Regions from separate parts of the Homo sapiens genome. Here regions 1 and 2 are each linked to region 3. A link is a contact called in ENCODE Hi-C or POLR2A ChIA-PET data. All regions are on one chromosome and are shown on one strand. Each heading gives the region's core, a stretch centred on a gene start or an enhancer-like site at or near the end of the contact. The rest is flanking DNA. Distances are from core to core; before and after follow the strand shown.

The links. A loop is a pair of places that touch in the nucleus more often than their neighbours do. ChIA-PET counts read pairs that join two places held with the same protein, here RNA polymerase II (POLR2A). Pooled maps may share reads with other maps.
Region 1: a loop to region 3 is called in a pooled map, with 4 times the contacts of the local background. The contact joins the promoter of EXO5-DT here to the promoter of MFSD2A in region 3. A Hi-C loop is called at or near these places in 2 of 50 pooled maps. POLR2A ChIA-PET finds 5 or more read pairs at or near these places in 2 of 52 experiments (B cell and activated B cell).
Region 2: a pooled map shows a loop between it and region 3 (2.3-fold over the local background). The contact joins the enhancer-like site here to the promoter of MFSD2A in region 3. A Hi-C loop is called at or near these places in 2 of 50 pooled maps. POLR2A ChIA-PET finds 5 or more read pairs at or near these places in 2 of 52 experiments (PC-9 and activated CD4-positive, alpha-beta T cell).

The regions. Positions count from the first base shown.
Region 1 is chr1:40,507,385-40,511,133 of GRCh38, forward strand. EXO5-DT (EXO5 divergent transcript) reads right to left here and starts at 1,311. Exons shown (of 2, transcript NR_187365.1): 1 at 1,205-1,311. It overlaps EXO5 (exonuclease 5), which reads left to right and starts at 1,383. Exons shown (of 4, transcript NM_001346953.2): 1 at 1,383-1,524; 2 at 2,067-2,241; 3 at 2,349-2,406. RefSeq lists enhancers at 1,420-1,669, 1,700-1,789.
Region 2 is chr1:39,213,886-39,217,876 of GRCh38, forward strand. The region is part of intron 1 of MACF1 (microtubule actin crosslinking factor 1); the gene reads left to right. Among named protein-coding and RNA genes, the nearest start is that of MACF1, 11 kb to the left of the region's middle. RefSeq lists enhancers at 1-634, 1,013-1,122 and silencers at 3,696-3,745, 3,866-3,915. Within about 2 kb of position 1,311, at least 23 of the 41 ENCODE cell types and tissues checked have a DNase peak (open chromatin) inside an H3K27ac peak, as active enhancers do; they include PC-9, where a contact is called at or near this core.
Region 3 is chr1:39,953,515-39,957,443 of GRCh38, forward strand. It overlaps MFSD2A (MFSD2 lysolipid transporter A, lysophospholipid), which reads left to right and starts at 1,631. Exons shown (of 14, transcript NM_032793.5): 1 at 1,631-1,871; 2 at 3,573-3,707. The coding sequence starts at 1,779. RefSeq lists a silencer at 1,453-1,582.

The sequences.
Region 1 (3,749 bases), core at 61-2,560, 550 kb after region 3:
GGCCAGGCTGGTCTCAACTCCTGACCTCAAGTGATCCGCCTACCTGGGCCTCCCAAAGTGTTGGTATTACAGGCATGAGCCACCATGCCTGGCCAATTTAATGTTTTTCTATTTTTGTTTTAAAATATTTACCTATTCTGAAGTCCAAAGATATTTTCCTATATTATATTCTGAAGACTTTATAGTTTAGGATTTCACATTTAGGTCTTAATCCAGCTACAATTGATTTTTGTGATGAAATGAGAGATAGAGGTCCTGTTTTCTGTTTTGTTTTTTTTTTTGAGACGGAGTCTCCCTCTGTTGCCCAGGCTGAAGTGCAGTGGTGTGATCTCCGCTCACTGCAACCTCCGCCTCCCGGTTCAAGCGATTCTCCTGCTTCAGCCTCCTGAATAGCTGGGACTACAGGTGTGTGCCACCACACCCAGCTAATTTTTGTACTTTTTAGTAGAGACAGGGTTTCACCATGTTGGCCAGGATGGTCTCGATCTCTTAACCTCGTGATCCGCCCACCTCAGCCTCCCAAAGTGCTGGGATTACAGGCGTGAGCCACCGTGCCCGGCCTTCATATTGTCATAGAACCTTCACTGAATAGACCATCTTTTCTCCATGGCTGTATGATGCCACCTTTGTCATAAATCCAGTTTTCAAGTATGCGTGATAAACCGTAAAGAAAAGCAAAGAGTCAAGTATCTGCTTTTGGTAAAATAAATAAATAAATAAATATAAATAAGAAAAGCAAAGTGTTATAAAAGTCGGGCTAGTGGTTTTCTCAGGAAGTGTATCTGTGAAGAACCTGACACTATTCTTTTTTCGCTCTAATGACTTGGCTGTTCATAATTATACTTATCTTTGGTTTATATTTCAGAATAAAATTGTGTTATATTTATCAATAAAAGGTTAGTTAAAAGTAAGCAAACAGAAAAAAAAAAAGAAATATTGATGAGGGGAGCGCCAGCATCTCTCAAAAGTGAGTTCGTGGTTTTGCTCTCAATGGAAAAGCCGGCGGGAGGTGCTAAGGTGGGGATGCTGAATCCACGGATGGCCAAGCGGAGACGCGGCACTTCACCGGGGGCAGCGAGGGGCCCAGACCTTGCTCGGATTGTCCCGGTGGTAACTGGGAGACCTCGCCAGTGAGGGAAGTTACAGATCAGCTGCGCCCGGAATTAAACGACCCACAGACAACGGCGCAAACAGAGGGACTGACCTGCTTTAGTGAGCTCCCAAAACCTGCTCTCGCATAAGCACACCCTCCTCCGCTCACAGAGACGGATTTCTGCCCCAGCCGCAGCCTCGCGAGGTAGGCGGCGCCGCGAGGGCCTCTGGGAAGGCGGTCCGTGGGCAGCCGCGGGGCACTCTGGGACTGGGCTCTGGGCGGCTTTTTTGCGAGTGGCGGGCCGACTGTGTAGTCCGCTCCGGCAGCGCGCTCTGCCCGGCTTCCTCAGTCTCCTCGCCGGGAGCGTCCGGGAGCAGCTCCGAGGCCGCGGCGAAACCAGGTGGAGTCCGAGGTTCGGAGGAGTATCAGAGGTTAGGGGAAGGCCGGAGAATGGGCTGGGAGGCTGCGTTTCGGAGCTTAGGGTTCTGTCCCTGCGATCGCCGCGTCTCCCTCCCTTGGTGGGCGCGGCTCCCGGGAAGCGGCTCGTCTCGTCTCCCCTCACAGGCCGGGTTCCCGTTCTGGACCTTCGCCCTCGGAACACAGTGCTGTTGGCCGGGACTCCTTCCCGAGGTGGACGGCTCCCTGTTCTTATTCCTGGCTCTGCCAGAACTGTAGGAAGTGCTCAGTACACTTTAGGGCATGCATGGCACTCCCTGGGAGACAGTGCTTTAGGGCCAGAGGAAAGATCTTCCCTGAAGGCAAACGCCCGCGGAGCCCACAAGTCCGGGCCGCACTGAACAAGTCAGGATGTTGCCATCGGCAATTCTGCAGAAGGCAGTAACCCATCTGAGAGAAAGAGCCGCTGTCATAAGGTCTCTTGCTTGAGCTGCTGGGTTGAGAATGGAGCTGGAAGAGGGAACTGATCTCGGAGCTCCTTGGGGATCTTGGTTATGTCTGACCCTTTTACTTTCAGGGAGCAGGGATTGGATCAAGTCATTGCATCTAGAGTACGGGGGAACGAAGAAATCATGGAGAGAGTTTGCCCCAGGAGAGAGGCGAGCGTTATGTAACCTAGGATCTGGGGTGGGTAACAGTCTGTGCAGTGTCAATGTGAGAGGAGAAAACACCCAACGTGAGGGAATGGTCAGGTAAGAAAGGACCAGAAGTTCCGGTTCTACCATAGCAAGGACCTAAGTTGCTAATTTAGGTTCTTTAATGCAGACCTGGTCTTTCAGAACTTCTTTCTCTTCCCTAGCCTTGTCATTTCAGCATTCTGGCCTTCCCTATGAGGAGGAAGATCAACGAAGTCACAGGTGAATAGGAGTTTCTCTTCTAAAGTTTCATCTCCTTTGTCAGGGGGAATCGATACACTCTCTCATCTCTTCCTTGGGGAAAAAGAAGGAGATCTATCTTCATCGAGTGCTAATATGCGTACTATATGTTATCACTCAATGGTCGGATATCTCAGTAGGGTTAGTAGGTATTTTAAAAATGTGTCAGTAACTTCAGGAAAACTAGAACCTTGTCCAAGCTTACTCAAAAGGCAAGTAGCATACTACTAAATGCTACCGAACTACTCAGGATTAGGTTTAGAATCCATATCTGTAGGACTCCCAGACTCTTGGCATTATGCTGTTTCCCAGCATCCCATTCACTTACTACCTAACAATTTTGCCATACCTGTGTACTACCTGTATTATTCTATGTTTTTACTTACTTTTTTTTTTTATAAAAATCAAACTTGTCCTAAGAAACAATATCTGTGAAATTAGCCATTTGATGGCTGCTCCAATAACAGTATAGTTATTCTAAGGTGTATCTAAAAATGTTGGTCCATGTGCTATGTAAAATCGTCTCGTGTCAGACATACAAACTACAATTTGGGACACAATGCACTGCATTATGCTCTCTTCTGGATTCTTTTCTGCGTAGGAAAGTCCCAGACACATCTGAGCATCAGTCATCCATCCCTAGTGTACTGTTTTATTCTTATAGATGAATACTTTCACAGAGAATGCCCTGCTTTGTATCTTCTCCAAAAGACATTTCACTTCCCTGTTTAGAACTACCTGTTCTCAATGTTGTATGTAAAACAAGTAGGAACTCCATACATTTCAGGAGCTTCCTCTCTCTTTGGGGAGTTAATGTGTACACAGGAAATAGTCTAACTCTATGCTGTTCAGTAGAGCTTTCTGTGATCAGGGAATGTTCTGTATCTGTGCCTTATCTGTATCCACCAGCCAGATGTAGCTACTGAGCACTTAATATATGGCTAGTGCAACTGAGATGTGAATTTTATTTTATTTTAATTAAATTTAAGTAGCCACATATGGCTAGTGGCTACTAATGGCTACCATATTGGACAGCCAGGTCTAGATATTTGAAATAAAATATTTTAAGGTTATTGATTTGGACTTGGAGTTCCCCCTCACCCTCACAAATACCTCATAGCATATGTGTTATAAATGCCCTTTAGGGCTGGGTGCGGTGGCTCACGCCTGTAATCACAGCACTTTGGGAGGCCGAGGCGGGTGCATCACGAGGTCAGGAGATCGAGACCATCCTGGCTAACACGATGAAACCCCGTCTCTACTAAAAAATACAAAAATTAGCTGGGCGCGGTGGCGGGTGCCTGTAGTCCCAGCTACTCGGGAGG
Region 2 (3,991 bases), core at 61-2,560, 740 kb before region 3:
CCTTTATTAGTAAGCAGTAACAGGATTATTAGCAGTTTGTAGGTGGGAGGGATACCCACTTGGGAGTGAAGTTGTCAAGCAACTGAGGCAGGTCATAGGGCTTGTTTAAACTGAATGGTCTGCTAGGAAAGCTTGCATTTACTTTTTTTCATTTGTAGTCGTTTGGGCTAATCTCTGGAAACTTGCTTTCCTAGGTGCTGCCCCTCCTCCCTCCCTGCCTTCAGGAACAGGATTGAAAGCAGCATTAGCCTGAAGAAGTCGTTCTATTTAGGGAGCTAGAGCAGAGGGCCAGTGATTAGGCCCTTATCTGCAGCGGGGCCTTTTTGAGTGGTGTGGGGCAGGGCTGCAGTGTCTGTCCTGACACCCACAGAGGCTGGACTTTTCTGTCCCCTGGTTGGGTTAGAACTGTGAAGAACCAATAGAAGGGCTGGGCCAGCTGAATGAAAAAGCCCTTCATTGTGTTTCTTCAACATTCCAGTGTCTGGTACAATTAGCCAAGACTCGGAAAACAAGTTGGACAAACAAGCAGGCAGCCTTCTACTGATGGATGAAAGGATTTCTGGCACAGCTGAGTTAAGTGCACTGACTGTAAAGACAGAGTAGGAGGATCTGGGAAGAAGAAGGGGACTTTGGAATGCCATTCCTGGCTGTGAGGGGAAAGAATGGAGCAACAAGCAAACGGTATTTTTGAAGCTGATAAAATTTGCTGTGATAATCTACCTGGGAGGCTGGCTGAGGCGAGGCTGGCTGAGGTGGGGCTACTCTGTAAAGTAGGTGGAATCACTGGGGAGTTACTGACTCTTCCCTTTTGGCAGCTGTAAGTGCGGGGAAGGGAAACTTTCTTTGGAATCTAGGGATCTGTTCACAGTGGACGGTGAGTGTATGAGCTTGCTCCATTATAGTCTCTCCCATCATGAGACCTTCTCATTTGGTTAACACTATATGTACTTCTGCCTGAGAAGAGGCACACCTGAGGAGCAAGTTGTTGGGCAATGGATGCACTGTTCCTGACTTGGCAGTAAACCACTTAGCTCACCAGCTCTCCTGCAACTAAGATTCACCACATTACAAGCTTCTGCTCTGCAAATGGAGGGTAACTCAAAGACCAGTTTCTTCCTACTCAGGTTTACTCACTTCATACCTTGACTGGACTTTTGCATATGGAGCTCTCCCCTCTGTACGCTCTATTGGTCTGGAAACACAGAGTTGGTGCTACTTTTGAACAGCATGCAGCATGCTATATGCCTGAGACATGGACCCAGTTTTTGGAAGTGCCCTAGGGAGGAGCTTCCTCTCTGACCTCAAGGGAAGAAGGAGGTCAGTAGGAAGTGGTGGGTGGAGCCACTTCTCTGTTCTGCTGTCTCCTCTCTACACCTCACAGCCCTTTTTGAGGAGCTGCGAAGGGTGCACAGGCCAGTAGCTGGAGGTTCTTTGGTACCCCCTCCTTTTAGGTGGGGTCAGCAGACACAGGGGCGCCATGTGGCCGAGTTACCAAGATGAACACGAGTTCAACGCCCACCTGGTTTGTCGCATGTGCTGTATGGGTTAGTATGTGAAGTTTTTTTTTTTTTTGCTTGTCCGGGCCTGAGGATCCCAAATAGCCCTTGCTCTCATTGACTCATAGGAATGCATGGACTTCGAAGCCTTGTGGTGTTACAACCTTTAGGCTTGTTAAAATGTGCAGTGGAATAGATTGGGGTGCCCTACTTCCTGGGGAACTTCTTAAGCTTGCAGTAACTGGCAGTTAAGAGCCCAAGCTTTGGGTGTAGAACTTTTTTTATAGAGACTGAATTCATGCTCATGCTTCTGCCTGTATCAGGAAACCACTTTTAAGGTATGTTGCATAGTGCTGAAAGTCCAGAGTGTATTTTTAGCAGAAGTTGGTTGGTTACGGAGTCCACCTCTGAGCAGACTGGCGGGAGGATGGGGGGTGGGAGGGAGGAGTCATGGCCTATGTTTCCTCTTTGGGGCTTATTGCTAGTTCTTTTACACTTTACTCTGCCAGCTGTGACAGAGAGAGAAAAAGACTCAAAGATGATCTGGGGTCAGGGACCTAAATAAGAGAGGCTAGGGGAAGAGTCATGTTAGCTGTGACTTAGATCTCTCTTGATAAGGCATCATTAAATAATGATTATTTAAGTAATGTCCTGTGGCCTTGAACAAGTGACTTAACCTTTTTGGCCGTAGGTTTCCTTGGTTTCAAAATTGTAGGGTATACAGACTGGTGCTAGACTGAGAGACATCAATTCTCTGTAAAATGAAAAAAGATAAAGAAAATGTAGTGTGTCTTTCATAAAGCTAAACTTAAAGAATTGTCTTTTATTCTGAAATTGTCTCTCCTACTTTCTAATGTTAAAATATCCTTTATTTTATGAAAGAATTGTTATTATATGGTAGTGTGTTTTTAAGATATCCCTACTTAGCAAAATGAAAAGTGACAACTTCTGTTAGGCTTTCTGATTTATTGTGGAACATGTATTTGTCTATGAAATCTTAGTTTGGGAACCACTGGTTTGGTAATCTACTATCTTTTGATTTTATACTTTGAGTCTCTAACAAGGAGCAAAATTGTGACCCAAATAGGCAGATTTTCATTAAAATTGAAGTAACTAGTTGTTTGATGAAGAGGAGACCTTAGAAAAATCTCAGAGAAGGAGAGCAACAGAACTAGGGTTCTGATCAGTCTCCTGACTCCTAGGCTAGTGCTTGCAAGTATTTAGGTGCTTTTTGAGGAAAAAAAGCTGCCATAGCAATAATGCTTGGGGCACAGAGGGGGCAATTTTAGTGGTCTACTTTTTTTTTTTATCTTTCCTGTATCATTGAGATTTCTTCCCTGGAACCTAGAAGAAAGAATTGCCTATATCTAAAAGTGCTTGGAGATAAACGTATAGCAAAAGGGCCTTTCCTGTAACCAACAAAGAAGTATAGGAAAGTCTAAAATCTTTATTGAAAGTTTCAGGGCAAAAACGTAATGTAGCCCCATCTCCCCCAATCCCACATAATCCCCTAAAGGCACTGTAGACTAATAGCTAAGAAAATGGGCTTGGCATCAACTGTCTACACGGGGTTCCTACTCCACCACTTAACAACAAAACCAACTGGGGACATTGCTTAACCTTTCTCTAGCTCGGTTACCTCATTTTTTATTTTTCTTTTTTTCATATCACCGTAAAATAAAATCACTTGTATAGGGAGAATGAATGAAGATTAGCAGTGGATTTTCATGTTATATACTTTTCACATTATATTACTACTGTAACTACCAGCTAGCATTTATTAACTTATTATGTGTGAGAGACTAGGCTAAGTGCTTTCATATCATATACTCCTCACAATCACTTCATGATTTAGGGTCTATTTTATTTTATTTTATTTTATTTTATTTTATTTTATTTTATTTTATTTTAGAGACGGAGTCTTACTCTGTTGCTCAGGCTGGAGTGCAGTGGTATGATCTTGGCTCACTGCAGCCTCCACCTCAGGGGCTCAAACGATTCTCCTGCCTCAGCCTTCCAAGTAGCTGGAATTACAGGCACGCATCACCACACCTGGCTAATTTTTGTATTTTTGGTAGAGATGGGGTTTCGCCATGTTGCCTTGGCTGGTCTTGAGTTCCTGACCTCAAGTGATCCCTCTCAAAAAAATAAAAATAAATAAAATTACTATTCAAACCTCATTGCTTAAAAAAGGGATTAAAACAGACTCTAAATCAGCCGGGTGTGGTGGCTCATGCCTATAATCGCAGCACTTTGGGAGGCCAAGGAGGGCGGATCAGTTGAGGTCAAGAGTTCAAGACCAGCCTGAGCAATATGGTGAAACCCCATCTCTACCAAAAATACAAGTTAGCAGGGTGTGGTGGCGTGCGCCTATAGTCCCAGCTACTGGGGGTGGGGTTGGGGGCGCGGCTGAGGAGGGAAGATCGCTTGAGCCTGGGAGGCAGAGATTTCAGTGAGCCGGGATCCACTCCAGCCTGGGTGATAGAGCAAGACCC
Region 3 (3,929 bases), core at 381-2,880:
AATGGGTTTCTGTGTGCTTGTACCTTAGCAGGGGAAGACTGAACATTCATTCACTGAACACAATAATTCAGGCCCTAAGCTAGTTGGTGGGGACACAGAAGTGAAAAAGATGCGGTTCCTACCTGAGGAGCTCATTGTCAACCGGGGGATACAGATCACTTGTGGTATGGTGTGACTGTGGGAGAGAAGATTTGGGGGCTGCAAGGGAGCTTAGCTAACCAAGCCTGGAGAGGGGAAAAGAGACAGAACAGTGTCACACAGCTTGGAGTAATGGGGCCAGCCATTCCCTTTCCACAGTATTCAGTGCCTCACTTTGGCTCTCTTCTGCTCAGCAATGGCCAAGAGCTGTGTGCCCAGATGGGATCTGCTGGCGTATGAGGGAGCATGGTGTGACCATCCTGGGGCAGATAGACCTTATCTCTCCTCCCTGCAATCAGAGATTTAAAGAAAGGAAGAAGGAGGCTGACATTAAGGAGCACAGGAACCGGGTGGGTAGCCTTTGAGAGTTCCAGCAGCCCCTTCACTAATCAGAGAACTGGAAAGACCGGGGTGACATTGACATAAGGGACTCAGAGGTGGAACTAAAGACTGTTCTTTTCTGGCATCCGTGCCTGCCTTCTGTTCCAAACTAATGCCCTCCCATCTTCTTTTGAGGACCACATTTCTGGGCATTCTCTTTTTCAAAACTTTCCCTGTTTCAACCCTCAGTGCCTCTGGAGCCATGTATCTCCCAGGGCTTCTTGTTGGGAGACACATACACCCCATTCTGCCGTCTGTAATTTATGCTAAGAGGGATAGAGCAGGGCTGTTGAGAGCAACTGCTTTGGTATCGGACAAAACCTTTCAGGCCTGGCTCTGCTACATAACAGTTGCTTCACTTCTCCAAGTTTCCCCTTCCTGTGCTGTAAAATGGGGATAATAATAGTACCACCCTCACTTGGTGGTTTTTGAGGGCCGAAAGAGATCATATTAAGCATGGAGGAAGCTATCCATAAAAAGGCCACTGTTGTCATAGTGTACTAGCGGGCGTAGCCCCGGCTTCTCTCCACGACTTGGGAGCTCCCTTCTGGCAGGGGCAGCCACTGGATTGCCTCATCTTTCTCCCCATTGCCCGGATGCCAAGGGCAGGACGGGGGAATGGTGTGTCTTCGGGGATGAGAGAGAGGCATCAGGAGGGAAAGTGTCAGCGTACGTCCTCTAGGCTTGAAGAAGGAGAGAGGCCCTGACTCCAGATTTTAAAGTGGGCTTCAGAGCCCCTACCTTTCCTAGGCCTGGGGCTCAGAAGTCATGGGTGGTAGGCCCGACTCGGGGAGAGTCGGACCTTGGGGACCTCGGGGACCTCGGGCAGATCGGGGACCCCGGGCAGATCACTTTCAGCCTGGGGCCTCGGTTTCCTCGCGCGTGTCTGGGAGGTCTCGCGGCCTGCTTCTCGGATTGCTAGGAGCCAGCGCAGGCAGATGCCGGTTCCGGGGCTTGGAGAACGTGGCTCGGTGGCACAGAGCCGCCGGGCGAGGCGGGGGCAGGGAGGCGGGCGACGGGATTGGCTGGAGGCGGGGCAGCGGGGCTCGGGGATTGGCCGCAACCGAGAGGGCTGGGCAGAACTATAAGAGGCGCGGAGGGGGCGTGCAGCAGAGTGCGTTCCTCGTCTGCCAGCCGGCTTGGCTAGCGCGCGGCGGCCGTGGCTAAGGCTGCTACGAAGCGAGCTTGGGAGGAGCAGCGGCCTGCGGGGCAGAGGAGCATCCCGTCTACCAGGTCCCAAGCGGCGTGGCCCGCGGGTCATGGCCAAAGGAGAAGGCGCCGAGAGCGGCTCCGCGGCGGGGCTGCTACCCACCAGCATCCTCCAAAGCACTGAACGCCCGGCCCAGGTGAAGGTGAGGGCCCGGCACCCCGCGTGGAGGGCGAGGGGAGGGAGGAGGCGGAAATGGGGGATCAGGGGCGTCCCGGGGTCGGCCTGGTCAGGGGACCATTGGGATAGCCAGGGACAGGAAGCCTACGAGCCAGAGAGGACCTGGGGGTGCCCTGGGACAGGGGGTGACGGAGAAAAGCTGTGGGCGCCCTCGCCCCCCTTTGCTCACCCGCACTCCACGCTCTGCGGAGAGGCTCTGCCGGCAGCCCCATGTGATTCCCCGCTCTGCCTAGCCGGTTTCCATTCTTCCGTGTTGAGCGGCTGGGGCTTGCCGCCCCAAACCCCAGAGATGACCCCAGAAATCTGGGAAACTCCCCTTGGTTCCCCATCTCTCATCCCCTACCTCCCACTCCACCCACCTACTCTTGCGCCTCAACTCTGCTGTTAGGGCCGCTCAAGTTCATTCATAAGAACAAGAGCTCTGCTCTTAAAGGAGCCGCGTCCCTCAGGCATTTGTCTGAATGTGGATGTTCGCGCGGGAACGGTGCTTTGCGCATCGAGACCATCGACCACATCCCCAGCCCTGGGGACTTATTGAAGGACCAAATAAAATGAGGCGGCCCCCTAGGAAAGGATCTCAGGCAATAGATACCTTCGTGGGAGGTGACTGCCTTTTCCTTTTAATTTTATTAACTGATCTTTGGAAGGAGCTGGGTGAGCAATTATGCTGTTACTATGTATGAGTAATATCTACTTTCCCTGGGCAACCCAACCTCCCTAGTGCCCCACCCGGAGAGGGATCAGGCCTGAACCTGGAGGCCTTTCCTCCCGTCTCCAAGGTCCTCTAGGAGCTCAGGGGTGGAGGGCGATGGGTCGGGAAGCTGGAGAGTAGGACAGTTCCTGGGTCCGCCTGAAGCTCTGGCTGCCTATAGTGGTCAGGGATGCTCTGGGATAGGTGGAACAGCTGCGCCTGCAGCCAGCTGGGCCGGGCCCCCGTAGCTCTCTAGAGCTCTCACCAGGAGTAGGCAGGTGGATCCTGTCTCTGAGGCAGGGTGGGAGCCTGGGCTGGGCTCAGGCAGCTCTTGGCAGCAAGCGGATTTTCAGGTTGTGGCAGCTGGTGCCGGGTGGGGACAGGTCGGCTGCTGGAGCATGCTCCCCCTGAAACCTGGAAAGGAGCAGTGCCTGAGGCCTTGGGAGGAGTTCTTTAGGGATGGTGGGCTGATAAGTTTCCTTAGAATCTCCAGGAGGGAGGTGGCTTAGGGGCTACTTTCACACAAGTATGGATTCCCCTTTTCCATGTTCCTAAGAATGGAGAACACCTTTCTTTTGTATAAAGTGGGATCTCGGAGATCGAGACCATGCTGGCTAACATGGTGAAACCCCGTCTCTACTTAAAATACAAAAAATTAGCTGGGTGTGGTAGTGGGTGCCTGTAGTCCCAGCTACTTGGGAGGCTGAGGCAGGAGAATGGCGTGAACCCAGGAGGCGGAGCTTGCAGTGAGCCGAGATGGCACCACTGCACTCCAGCCTGGGCAACAGAGCAAGACTCTGTCTCAAAAAAAAAAAAAAAAAAAAAAAAAAAAAAGGTGGGATCTCCTGGATAGGAACAGGTCAAAGCAGAGTTGTTTGTTCTGGTAGAGCTGGCCAGAGGGATGGTCCTTCCTGTGGAACCTTCTTGGATGGAGGCCAGAACCTTGGGCCTTTCATCTTTTCCTCCTCTTCCCAGAAAGAACCGAAAAAGAAGAAACAACAGTTGTCTGTTTGCAACAAGCTTTGCTATGCACTTGGGGGAGCCCCCTACCAGGTGACGGGCTGTGCCCTGGGTTTCTTCCTTCAGATCTACCTATTGGATGTGGCTCAGGTGAGTGGTCTAAGCCTTCGAGGGCTCCTTCAGCATCCTGAGGTGGGAAAGACTATGCACCCCTGGGTCAGTTCGCTCAGTTTTCCCCATCTGTGAAATGGGACCCCAAATCACTACTTTGCTGCCTCTGAGTCAGTGAGCAAGAAATGAGAAGACCCTGGAAAGTATCCAGTAAAGGAGTGTCTCCACTCCAGGAGTCTTTGCTGGAAAGGTCTGGCAACT